Regions from separate parts of the Homo sapiens genome. Here region 1 is linked to region 2. A link is a contact called in ENCODE Hi-C or POLR2A ChIA-PET data. All regions are on one chromosome and are shown on one strand. Each heading gives the region's core, a stretch centred on a gene start or an enhancer-like site at or near the end of the contact. The rest is flanking DNA. Distances are from core to core; before and after follow the strand shown. Region 1 overlaps ARHGAP24 (Rho GTPase activating protein 24). Region 2 overlaps ARHGAP24 (Rho GTPase activating protein 24).

Region 1 (6,796 bases), core at 2,516-5,015, 59 kb after region 2:
CCATACTGCCCAAGGTAATTTATAGATTCAATGCCATCCCCATCAAGCTACCAATGACTTTCTTCACAGAATTGGAAAAAACTACATTAAAGTTCATATGGAACCAAAAAAGAGCCCACATTGCCAAGACAATCCTAAGCAAAAAGAACAAAGCTGGAGACATCACACTGTCTGACTTCAAACTATACTACAAGGCTACTGTAACCGAAATAGCATGGTATTGGTACCAAAACAGAGATATAGACCAATGGAACAGAACAGAGGCCTCATAAATATCACCGCATATCTACAACCATCTGATCTTTGACAAACCTGACAAAAACAAGAAATGGGGAAAGGATTCCCTATTTAATAAATAGGGCTGGGAAAACTGGCTAGCCATATGTAGAAAGCTGAAACTGGATCCCTTCCTTACACCTTATACAAAAATTAATTCAAGATGGATTAAAGACTTTAATGTTAGACCTAAAACCATAAAAACCCTAGAAAAAAAAACTAGGCAATACCATTCAGGACATAGGCATAGGCAAAGACTTCATGACTAAAACACAAAAAGCAGTAGTGACAAAAGCCAAAATAGACAAATGGGATCTAATTAAACTAAAGAGCTTCTGCACAGCAAAAGAAACTACCATCAGAGTGAACAGGCAACCTACAGAATGGGAGAAAATTTTTGCAATCTACCCATCTGACAAAGTGCTAATATCCAAATTCTACAAAGAACTTAAACAAATTCACAAGAAAAAAACAACCCCATCAAAAAGTGGGTAAAGGATATGAACAGACACTTCTCAAAAGAAGACATTTATGCAGCCAACAGACACATGAAAAAATGCTCATCATCACTGGCCATCAGAGAAATGCAAATCAAAACCACAATGAGATACCATCTCAAGCCAGTTAGAATGGCCATCATCAAAAAGTCAGGAAACAACAGATGCTGCAGAGGATGTGGAGAAATAGGAATGCATTTACACTGTTGGTGGGACTGTAAACTAGTTCAACCATTGTGGAAGACAGTGTGGCAATTCCTCAAAGATCTAGAACTAGAAATACCATTTGACCCAGCCATCCCATTACCAGGTGTATACCCAAAGGATTATAAATCATGCTACTATAAAGACACATGCACACATATGTTTATTGTGGCACTATTCACAATAGCAAAGACTTGGAACCAACCCAGATGTTCATCACTGATAGATTGGATTAAGAAAATGTGGCACATATACACCATGGAATACTATTCTATTCAGACATAAAAAAGGATGAGTTCATGTCTTTGCAGGGACATGGATGAAGCTAGAGACCATCATTCTGAGCAAACTATCACAAAGACAGAAAACCAAACACCGCATGTTCTCACTTGTAGGTGGGAATTGAACAATGAGAACACTTGGACACTGGGTGGGGAACATCACACACCAGGGCCTGTTGGTGGGGGGGTGGGAGGCTGGGGGAGGAACAGCGTTAGGAGAAATACCTAATGTAAATGACGAGTGGATGGGTGCAGCAAACCAACATGGCACATGTATACCTATGTAACAAACCTCCCCGTTGTGCACATGTACCCTAGAACTTAAAGTATCATCATAATAAAAAAGTCTTATGAGTCCCCATATTCCATTCTGAGGCCATGAGCTTTCCACATCTGAGATGATTCATAGTTATTGCTTAATTTAAATGCATCATGTGATATAATTATAACAACATATTTTGCTTAGTTAATCCTGACTAAAATAAATTACTTTAAAAGTTATAAGAAGGAAATCTGGAACAAGAAAAACATTTTGGTAAACATTTATACAGTCCTCACTCTAAATATTCCTAGTTGTTTTAATGAGTTGGTACTTATTAGGACAGTACTATTACCATTTAGTTAATAATCTGTATTCTCAGTAATAAAGTTTTCAAATTATTTTCCAAGGACATATTTCATCACTGATTAATACATTTTTATTCCCTTGTAGAGCCATGGCACTGAAATGAATACCAGGGAACACCAGACTTCTCAGTTTCCAGCACTACAGAAATCTGGGCTGTCATAAGCATCTGGATGAGTACTGTCCCATAGGAATATAATAGAAGCCACATTTTAAATTTTCTAGTATCTACATTAAAAAGGTAAAAAGAAACAGGTGAAATTAATCTTAATAACCTATTTTAAACCCAACATACCCAAAATATATCATTGCAACATGTAAACATACTTCAAAATATTAGTGAAAATTTTATATTCTTTTTTTCATACTATGTCTTAAAAATCTAGTGTGTATTTTACATTTCCAGTACATCTCAATTTGGATGCTAAATTTTATCACAAATACTTAGTTGGTATTAGGCTTCATAAAATTTACAGTTTAAAAAGTAGATCTCCAGAGGTGAGTTGTTCCCCCAATAAGCTTAACTTTTTTTCCAATAATTAAAAATAGTACCGATTATTAAACTTAAATATAAGTTCATTAAAATTAAAGTTAGAAACTTAAAAACTCTGTTCCTCATTCATACTAACCTCAATGCATATGATCATTAGCTGTGCCTACCACACGGAACAGCACAGACCTAGATGAGTCTCTATAGAGATTTCTTCTTCCGTACTCATCTTTAAGCCAAATGTTTCTTTGTCTTATTCTGGTTTATTCTTTGTTGTTTAATGCTTCCCTTCTCTAAGAGGTGATAATGAAAGATAGTCATAGTAGCTAATATTCTAGGAGCCAATCTTGGCCCCACCAAGGCTGCAGGCTAGGTAAGAGCTCTCTTCATTTGAACCTCTGGAGAATATTCTTAATTTTTCATAGCTTCAAATATTTAGACCTTGAATCGTCACCAAAGACAAGAGGAAAACAGGAAACGAAGTGGTGATAAAGGCTTTCTAGTTTTCCTCTAGTATTTCTCTCCCACTTAAAGCCATGTGAATGCTTGCTAGTGATAGTATATGCTATCTTCTGAATGATTCTAAAGCAGAGTATTTCATTAACATTGAAATCAAATAGAGAGATTGTTTATAAAACTAGAGGCTTGAAATTCTAATATGAACTAAACCTATCATCAATGCCCTTTTTAGACCAGTCACTTAGAAGGTCATACATTTATTTTAGCAATGCTGCCATTACCAAATACATATTTATATATTCTTTCAAATGTTGGTATATGTTCTCACTCTAAAATAATATATCTGATTTAAATTCGAAGACATTCTAAGCAAGGTCTAATGAAAGTGATAACCACTTAGTAATAACTACGAAGCAAACAACAACAAGCTGATTATAAATAAGAATAAGCTGTGGAATAAATGAGAGGAGCTTAACTGTGAGGTTTCTTCTCTAATCTCATGGATGACACTAGTTTATACAGTGAAATTCTAAGTTGTCTGAAGCAAATAAAAGAAAAAATAAATGTATGACAATATTTGAAAATAATAAGTTCTCAATTTGTTCCTTTCCTTTTAGAGGGAACTTTCATTTTCTTAGAAGTATGGATAAGTGCTTACTGATTATTAACAGCTACATTTAATTTACTAATACAAGTATCATACAAGATGGTGAAATTTTTCATAAATATTCTTGAAGTTTAGTGTAGAGAAGGCTCACTCGAGCAATCTGTTAGAATCTAGATTCCTGGGATCAATTCCCCACGATTCTAATTCTTCTCTAGGCTTTAGGAGAGAAAGACTGTCTTTAGTCTCTTCACTTCCTTGTGGCTAAGATGACTACACGGGCCTGTGGTCTCCTCACTTCCTTGTGGCCAAGACATCTACACAGGCCCGTGGATTTCCCCATTTGGGGCAGGGAGTTAGGGCTGTTCAGCACGAGGCTGAGCTCACAAACAGGGCACAGGTCACTCTCTTCTAGGGCTCTCCTCCTTTTTCCATTAATATAATTGAAAAATTTAGAATACCAAAGTAAGTAGGTCACAGAGAAGATAGCAACACAACTATTCAGTCTGCTTTCTCTCTAGTGTTGGCTTAAAGGAGCAAGGAAAGCACACACAAAGCTAGCATGGCCAGGCCCAGCTCCCTAGTCCACAAGCCACATCATAATTTGATGTTAGGAGCCAACCCAGGTATAAGATGGCCATTATTTTACTGTGTCCTTAATTCCCCTGTAGTAGGTGTCTGGATGAGATTCAAGATATTAGTCACCTTTGACACATTATCACAAATTCTTGGCAAACAAGTATTTTGTTTCCTCACAAAAATCTCCTTGTTCTTGTTACCAAAGAAAAGAAAATAAACTATTAGCTTGTGCATTTATTTTACTTGCATAAAGGACTCTACACTTTTTATTAACCAACTTAAGAGAAAAAGGAACTCAACCATAATTACCTCTTGTTTTATTTAGAATAGAAATTTACAAGTTGGAGAAGGAAATTGAACACCGAGGGAGACCCAAACCTGGCAAAACTGCCGTGTGTTCAAAGACTGTTACAACAGTAAAACTAAAAAGTTAGGGACATGGTGCTGCATTTCTTTTCCTTTTCTTTCTTTCTTTTGTTTTTTTCCAGACTGAGTTTTGGTCTTGTCACCCAGACTGGAGTGCAATGGCACGATCTTGGCTCACCGCAACCTCCACCTCCTGGGTTCAAGCAATTCTCCTGCCTCATTCTCTCATTTAGCTAGGATTATAGGCCTGCACCACCACGTCCAGCTAATTTGTATTTTTAGTAGAAATAGGGTTTTACCAGGTTGGTCAGGCTGGTCTCCATCTCCAGACCTCAGGAGATCCACCTGCCTCAGCCTCCCAAATTGCTGGAATTACAGGCATGAGCCACTGTGCCTGGCCGGTGCTGCATTTCTTAATTTAGCATAGAAGAACTGATTTTGCAGATATACATTTTTAATGTTGACAATTAGTAGCAGTGGACAAGAAGATAATATATTTTGCATTTATATAATTATTTCAAAGTGACTTCTCTCCCACAATTAATCTTTACAAAATTTCTGAGAAATAAGTATTATTTTCTAGACGCTGAATTTAAAGCTCACAGAAGTTGTTTTCCCAGTGTTACACAGAGTACTTTGACAGAGCTGAGACATGAAACTTTATCTCTAGGTCTCACCAAAGCACATGATTTTGTACCCTGATTGGGCTTGTCAGGAATGGATGGGGCATGGTGGGATTTATTCACCAACATCTGTGACTAATAAGCTCAGTTGGTTGGGATATTTCCAATCCTTTCTTCTTTACTACTTCTATTAGTCACCAAGTTTAATCGTTTTAACCGTTTCATATTTCCTGATTCCATTCCTTCCTCTTTATCAACAGTGTACAAATTCACACTAAACTCGGGGCATTTGCCAAATATCCAATATTCTCATAACACGGCTTTGCATGTGGGTTCCCTTTGCCCAAAATGACTTCCTTCCTTGTCCACTTGTAAACATCACAAAATGACTTTTTTTTGGTTCATTCCTAAATTTCATACTCATTTCTCTGTATTTTGTTGGCGGGACTTTTCTCAGAAAGGATAGACTTTCACCAAAACACATTTGGGTAATATTAATTTCCCAAAAGGTTTTTGACCTGTCACCAAAGTATGGGTGCTAGTGTCCGTAGTTAGACATCTACAAAACTCGTGTGAAAATGTGGTGCAAACCATGAACTATGGGGCACCTAAGACTCTGCCTTTTTTATTATTACCACTTAATATACCCGGGAGCTTGCTACATGTTAATCTTCACAGTGTTGCATGGCCATTTTTATCAGTATGCTGTTGAACTTCACGGTTGTGATTTGAAACCTGTCCAATGTGATGTGACATATATTTGTGGTCAAAAGGTGATCTACACATCATGCAAAACGTTAAAATCTTCTCAAAAGTCAGAGGAGAAATATATTTCTTCAGAGAAGAGTTGTTTGCTGTTGGTTATGAAAAGTAAACAAACAAACATTCCCACCATAGCAAGGATTCCTGTGCACATATTCACAGTAACTGTGATAGACCTATTTCTGCTGAAAGCCCTGTCCTATGGTAAAACTCACAAGCTGTTTCTGTTTTACAAATGCTAAGCCTGAAAGGCACATGCAACCAAAAGCTCTCCCAGATTTCGGCAGGAAAAGGGTGAAAATGCCATATTGATGACTCTCTTATTAAATCTCAGTAAATAAACACCGGTGGTATCTTCCTTTTCATGGTTCCCGGTAACTCTAAACACTCACTCTTCATAAGCCAAGAAGTTACAAAAATGTTGGCATTTGTATAAAAGAAAACAGAACTTTGTAATCACTAAGTGTGACTAGGAGGAAGAGTGCTTCACTGAAAGAAAGAGTTCGCTATTCTATTTATGATAAAAGATGAAAATCTCACAACAAAGATAACAGTAGGCTAACTACTTCCCATGTTCTCTAGGGTTTGGGGAGCTACAAAGTCAAAATGAGACACAAACAAATTCTATAAAATATGTGATACTATAAAAGGATTAAAATTTTCTTTCACTATCCAAGAGAAATAATGCTGACAGTCATAAATTACAGCTAAGGAGAGACAGCTGAGCACTGAATCACTCTCATGCCTCTGTCTACTTCTATGTAGGCATCAGAAAATGCTTTCAACGCCTGCCATGCTGTAGAGTATTACATTCTGATACACTGTTAAAAATAGACACACTACTAGTAGTCAATCTCCCCTCATATCCTGTAATTCCTGATTAATAATAGTAAAATTTTTCTGGGCCAGGCACGGTGGCTCACGCCTGTAATCCCAGCACTTTGGGCGGCCGAGGCGGGCGGATCACCAGGTAAGGAGATTGAGACCCATCCTGGCTAACACGGTGAAAACCCGTCTCTACTAAAAATAT
Region 2 (6,631 bases), core at 1,557-4,056:
CCACCACAGTGATATCTGAAGGACAAATAAAAAAGACAACCACTGGAATTCCCCATGCTGATAACCTGAGTAGAAACAAAAATCAAATCAAAACATATACTTTACCATTGATTGGGATTAAGAAAGAACTGCTGCTTGTGAAGCCCAAGGCAGACATTATTAATTAATCACCTGTGTTCACCCCCAGATGCCATCTCAATCCAGTACTCTAGGCAGTCACAACCAACCAATCATATATGGAAAGGTAAGAAAGACTCTTTGCTAATTCAATTCTGTAGACAAACTAAGAACTGAAGATATCCCTTAAATATCAAATAGAAACTCCAGTGCTTTTCCAAAAGCAATGGCATCTGAAACGGGAAAAGATGAGAAATTCAACTTATTTTAATGGAAAGTGAAGACGGCAACTATCATTTCATCATATGGCCACAGAGAAACAAAGAAAACAAGCCTGAAGCAGGGAAGATGAAAAGAAGTTGGATGTCTCTTATTTTATATTTATTAATTGAATCTGTGACTAGACCCCTCAAAATAGGATCAGAAACATGATGTTATAAACATCTCAATTTTTAAGCTTTTGTGTGTACTCCACTCCCTCACCCATAGTTTATTAATATGATTTTGTTTTGAAAAACTGTCACAAAGAAAAGAAATTTGGGGAGGCCCAGAAGGCTTCTGAAGATGTTGGTCCAAATATACAAAATGCCAATTAGACAGGAGGAAAATGTTCAAGAGGTCTATTGTATAACATGACTATAACAATGTATTGTGTTCTTAAACATTGCTAAGAGTAGATCTCAAGTGTTCTCATCACAAAAAATAAGGATGTGAGGTAATGTTTATGTTAATTTGTTCAATTTAGCCATTCCAGAATGTATGTGTATTTCCAAACATGATGTTGTACATGACCAATGTATATAATGTTTATTTGTCAATTAAAATGAACTCATTTATTAATTTTTAAGAGGTTTTCCACACCTAAATCTGAAAAGTAATAGGATTATAATACCCAAGGGATGGGAGAGCAATGGCAGTAATGAAGGAGAGCTTTATGCACATAGCAGAGAGAATTGAGAGAGGAAAGCTGAAGCCCGTATGACACTGAGAAAGTCAGCTGGGTCCTTTCCTCATTATGGGGAAATAACTGCTGTGCCTATAATTTATAGAGCCCCTCCAGCACTTTCCCTGATGTCTATAATTTTTAAGCTAAGATGAAAGCTTTCCTGAAACACTACTTTTAATATCAGGTTCCTTTAGTGAGTCTGACCTAGGAGAATCAAATGTTGTTGATTGCATTATCATTTCAAGCCCCTCAGTGGGGCCAGCTATTTATTCAACTACACTTCAAAGAAAATATTTTACAAGTGGGTAACTTTGATGGAGATAGTCATTTGTCTACAATGAACTCTCCAATTTTCTCCTTCAAATGAAAACCCCGAGGTACTTAATGATTTCCAATAAGGACCACTCATTTTTGTCAATTAATCCTGTGGGTGGAACATCGTCAGGCTTGCTCTAAAGCCTAGCAAAATGATTAGGCTTTCTAAGTATATAAATCTTGTGCTAATCACTAAACCACAGTTGCTCTCCCAGTGGTTTCTTATATGGAGGTATGGACAACACAACTTTTTTTTTTTTAGAATCTGAGGAAGGTAGGGAAAAACTTTTGTCAAAGTGAAAATAATAGCATCATTCATATTATGGTAGACTTTGATGTGTTAAACTGTGATCTTTGATGAAGTACTGCTATTCACATATAATTTGAACATATTTTAGCACTTCAAAATATCTGATTATTTCACACTTTAGTTTTAGATATGCTAAACAGAAATGTAGCTTTACTGCACCTGAATACATTTAATTAGCAGTTTAGAGAAAGAGAAATAAATCTTCTACATAAAACATAATTTTTTAAAATTAAGAAGTTTGGTGGCACATATGTTATTTGAAGTATCCAAGAGCCTGTCTCTGAGGACTCCCCTCTCCCTCATCCCATGTTTTTCTCGTTGATGCCACCATCCCTTTGCTAAAGGGATGGGCTTGAACTTAGTTGCTCATAGAACCTGAGCTCCCTAGCAACAGTGACTGGCCCAGGAAATGGACATGTGACTCAGACAGTGCCAAGTAGAGTCTTCCCTTAGGATAGGGAAGACACTGAAAGGATGAGCATCTGAGGTTGGCGGCATTCATCTTCCCTTTTAGCAAAGCCATTTGTAAAATGACGCTATGCAGAGACAAGCTGGTGTGAGAGAGGAATGGAGAGAGAACCCAAATACATTTGTAACCTGAGGAAAGGGAATGATTCACTTAGAAAGGATAAAGTAATAGCATAAAAATTATAATGTACACTTCATTAAAGATAAAAAATATGTGCTCATCAAAAGACATCACTAAGAATATGTAGTCTTCTGTGACCAGAGGAATTGGGAGATCCACAGGGAAAATGCCAGGATACCTGGAAGCTAGGAAATGATTACAGAAATATTTCTACATGGAGGCCAAGATGGCTGACTAGCAGCAGCCAGTGTGCACTGCTTTCACGGAGAGAATAAAGAGTGGTGGGTTGACACTAGCTCTTCAACCGGAACATCCAGGTGAACACATTGGGATTCATCAGGGAAACAGCATGACCCACAGAGAACAGAGAAGAGTGAGACAGGAAAACTGCCCACCTGGAGTGGCCCAGAGCCAGGGGAGTCACCACACTGGGGAAACAGTGAGTAAGTGAGAGTCCTCAGGGACCCACACTTCTACCACTTCTGCTCAGGAAATCCCCGCAAACTCCCCTGCTGCGGCCTCCAGACCAACACAGAGAACTACGTGGGAGTCTGGGCAGAGCCCTGCTCAAGCACACATGGAGTCCTGGGAGCCTTGGATCCTCAGGCACCCTGGCACCAGTGGCTGCAGGTCCAGCAATGGGGAAGGTCAGCCTCCCTCACATGCCTGCAGGAAAGGAACCAAATCCACAGCTGAGCAGTGATGGACTGCAAGCCATGCCTCCACTGCACCTTGCAGGATAAGGCCCATTGGCCTGGGGTGCTGGTGAGGCCACCCCAGCCCCACCTGAGTTCTTGGGCAGGGAGCAGCTCTGCAATTCCCTGGGACAGAGCTCCCAGAGGGAGAGGTAGCCTGCCATTTTTGTTTCTCTGCAACCCACCCTCCTGTTGCTCTCAGGCTCCAGAGGGTGTGCAGTGACTCGGGACTCTCCCAGACCCCCGGCAGAGCTGCCTTATGGAAAAGGGACAAGACTGTGTTCCACATAGGTCTCCACCTCTGCTACTGCTCACTGGGCAGGGCCTCCAAACCTGGGACTTTAGTGACCCCCTCCTGGGCTCTCAGAATGGTAGCAGCTCTACACTTTCCTGGGATAGAGCTCCTAGAGGGAGGCAGGGCACCATTTTTGCTGTCCTGCAGCCCTTGCTCCTATTGCCCTCAGGCTCAGGAGGGAGTGGAGTGGTTGGAGACCTATGGAGATGCCCAGCACAGTGCAGCCACCTTACAGAAAAGCAGCCAGACTGTTTTCCACATGCGTCCCCACCTCCCCTACCCTTCACTCGGCAGTGCCTGTTGACCTGGGCCCCCAATATGATTAACCTGCCCCCACCTGAACACTTTAGTCAGTGGTGGCTCTGCATTTCTCTGAGGAGGAAACCCCAGAGACAACCCAGAGCATGTATGACATTGCAGTTGCAGCAGTACTGCCCTGACTGTCCTCGGGCTGGGGAAGGAACAAAGGGCCTGGTTGCTATGCTGAAACCTCCAGCAAGCTGCAGCTATCATATGGAGAGGAGCCCAGTCTCTTTCCAGCGAGCTCCCACACCCCACTCTTCACCAGGCAGGGGTCTTGCCTCAAGATCACTGAAGAGCTCCTCCACCCGCAACTGAGAATTCCCATTGCTAATGGCTTTGTGTTTCCCTGGGGAGGTGATCCCAGAGGCAACCAACAGCCTCTCTGTACCTGATGCCCTCAGTCTGGGGAAGAAATAAAGAACCTGAGGGTTTTACTCATACTTCTAGCACACCACAGTTATTATATAGAGAGAAGCTCAGGCTCTCCTCTCTGTGAGCCCTCAAACCCCCACTCTTCACCCAGTCGGGCCCCAAGCTTGGGCCAGCAGTTGCAGTCACCCCCACCCACCAGCTGAACATTCCCAGTAGCAGTTGCTCTGTGTTTCTCTTGAGATGAAGCTTCCAGAGGCAACCAAAAGCCCCTCTGCCACTGCCATTGCAGTGGTACTGTCCTTGCTGCCCTCAGACTGGAAAAGGAGCAAAGACTCTCAGTGATTTAACCACACCTCCTTTAGGACAGCCACTGCTGTCCTAAAAAGAAGAAGCCAGTCAGTTTCCCCCCATGAGCCACCTGGCCTCTCTGCTCATCAATATGCAGGGCCCCCTGGCTTGAGTCCACAATGCAGCCACCCCACCCCAGGCTGATAGCCCCAACTGGGAGTGGCTCTGCCATTTTCTGATATGGAAACCTGAGAGACAAGTGAAAGGCCCTCTTCCACATGTCCCTACCCATGGCAAGGTCCCTTCTCCTGCTGCCTCCCAGCTAGAAAGGAACATAAAGCCTGAGCTCACCCAGGGCTGCAGTGTGCAGCCAAGAAGTGCCAAGCCAAGAGCTATAGCCAGGACTTGAGTGGGAGAGGATTCCACACTCTTAGAGCACAGAGAGGGAGCATATCGCAGTCATGAGGAAATACAAAGCAGTGAAGTGACTAAGCAAGAGCCTACCTACTGGTCATTATGCTTAAGCACCACCTACTTGATCACAACCCAAACTTCAACAACAAAAATACTTTGCTAATATAGGCCACCTTCTGCCCACACTGTGAAACCAAGGACAAGAACTCAGCCACAAATAAAGTTCCTGCACAAAGCCTCAACCCTCCAAAAACATCCTGAAAAGAAGTCAACTGACTGTACTCAAACTAAAGCACATGGTGGGGTGTGGCAGCTGCATTGAATCACCCCACACAGATGAGAAAGAACCAGCACAAGAACTCTGGCAACTCAAAAAGCCAGAGTGTCTGATTTCCTCAACAACTGCACTAGTTTCACAGCAGGAATTCTTAACCAGGATGAAAAGACTGAAATGAAAGAAATACAAATCAGAATATGGATAGGAACGAAGAGCATCAAGATTCAGGAGAAAGTCAAAACCCAATCCAAGAATTCTAAGGATTACAATAAAATATGATACAGGAGCAGTTAGATGAAATAGCCACTATAAGAAAGAACTGGCTGGGTGCGGTGGCTCATGCCTGTAATCCCAACACTTTGGGAGGCTGAGGTGGGCAGATCACGAGGTCAGGAGATTGAGAACATCCTGGCTAACACAGTGAAACCCCATCTCTACTAAAAATACAAAAAAAAAAAAAAAATCAGCTGGGCGTGATAGCGGGCACCTGTAGTCCCAGCTACTCAGGAGGCTGAGGCAGGAGAATGGCGTGAACCCGGGAGGTGGAGCTTGCAGTGGGCCAAGATAGCACCACTGCACTACAAACACTCCAGCCTGGGTGACAGAGTGAGACTCCATCTAAGAAGAAAAAATAATAATAATAAAAATAAAAAGAACCAAACTGATCTGATAGAGCTGAAAAACACACTACAATAATTTCATAATGCAATCACAAGCATTAACAGCAGAATAAATCAAGCTGAGGAAAAATCTCACAGCTCAAAGACTGGTTCTCTAAACTAACTTGAACAAAAATAAAAAATAAAGAATAAAAACGAGAAATATGGGATTATGTAAAGAGACCAAATCTATAATTCACCAGTGTCCTTGAAAGATATGAGGAGATAACAGGCAATTTGGAAAACATATTTTAAGATATTATCCATGAAAACTTCCTTAACCTCGCTAGAGATGCCAATGTTCAAAATCAGGAAATGCAGAGAATTTCTATGAGATATTACACAAGAAGACCATCCTCAAGATACAGAATCATCAGAGTCTCCCAGGTCAAAATGAAAGAAAAAATGTTAAAGGCAGCTAGAGAGAAGGCATAGGTGACCTAAAAAGTGAAACCCATCAAACTAACAGCAAACCTTTCAGCGGAAACTCCACAAACCAGAAGAGATTGAAGGCTTATATTCAGCATTTTTAAAGAAAAGAATTTGCAACCAATAATTTTATATCTAGCCAAACTAAGCATCATAAGCAAAGGAGAAGTAAGACAAGCAAATGGTGATGGAATCCATTAACCCTGGACATGCCTTACAAAAGGTTCTGTAAGGAGTGCTAAATATGGACAAGAAAGAATGTTATGCACCACTACAAAAACACACTTAAGTAAACTGACCACTGAGAATATAAGACAACCACAAAAACAAGTCTACATAATAACCATTTACCAACACCATGACAGGATCAAATCTCCACATACCAATATTAATGCTGGATGTAAATGGGCTCAATGGCACCAATTAAAAGGCACAGAGTAGCAAGCTGGATAAAGAAGCAAGACCCAATGGTATGCTGTCTTCTAGAGACTCATCTCACATGCAATTGAGAGGTGAAGCCAGCTGGGCTTCTGGGTCGGCTGGGGACTTGGACCACTTTTCTGTCTAGCCAAAGGATTGTAAATTCACCAATCAGTGCTCTGTGTCTAGCTAAAGGTTTGTA

Evidence for each region. Hi-C counts contacts between places; a loop is a spot of excess contacts on that map. ChIA-PET counts read pairs that join two places held with the same protein, here RNA polymerase II (POLR2A). Pooled maps may share reads with other maps.
Region 1: a loop to region 2 is called in a pooled map, with 5 times the contacts of the local background. The contact joins two enhancer-like sites. A Hi-C loop is called at or near these places in 3 of 168 maps with a recorded cell type or tissue (astrocyte of the cerebellum, breast epithelium and gastrocnemius medialis), 8 of 37 single-sample maps with no recorded cell type and 3 of 50 pooled maps. POLR2A ChIA-PET finds 5 or more read pairs at or near these places in 2 of 52 experiments (activated B cell and activated CD4-positive, alpha-beta T cell).

Annotation. Positions count from the first base shown.
Region 1 is chr4:85,495,525-85,502,320 of GRCh38, reverse strand. All of the region lies in intron 1 of ARHGAP24 (Rho GTPase activating protein 24), which reads right to left. Among named protein-coding and RNA genes, the nearest start is that of ARHGAP24, 24 kb to the right of the region's middle. RefSeq lists an enhancer at 3,870-3,919. Within about 2 kb of position 3,765, at least 19 of the 41 ENCODE cell types and tissues checked have a DNase peak (open chromatin) inside an H3K27ac peak, as active enhancers do.
Region 2 is chr4:85,553,591-85,560,221 of GRCh38, reverse strand. The region is part of intron 1 of ARHGAP24 (Rho GTPase activating protein 24); the gene reads right to left. Among named protein-coding and RNA genes, the nearest start is that of ARHGAP24, 82 kb to the right of the region's middle. RefSeq lists enhancers at 2,507-2,906, 4,959-5,008. Within about 2 kb of position 2,806, at least 2 of the 41 ENCODE cell types and tissues checked have a DNase peak (open chromatin) inside an H3K27ac peak, as active enhancers do.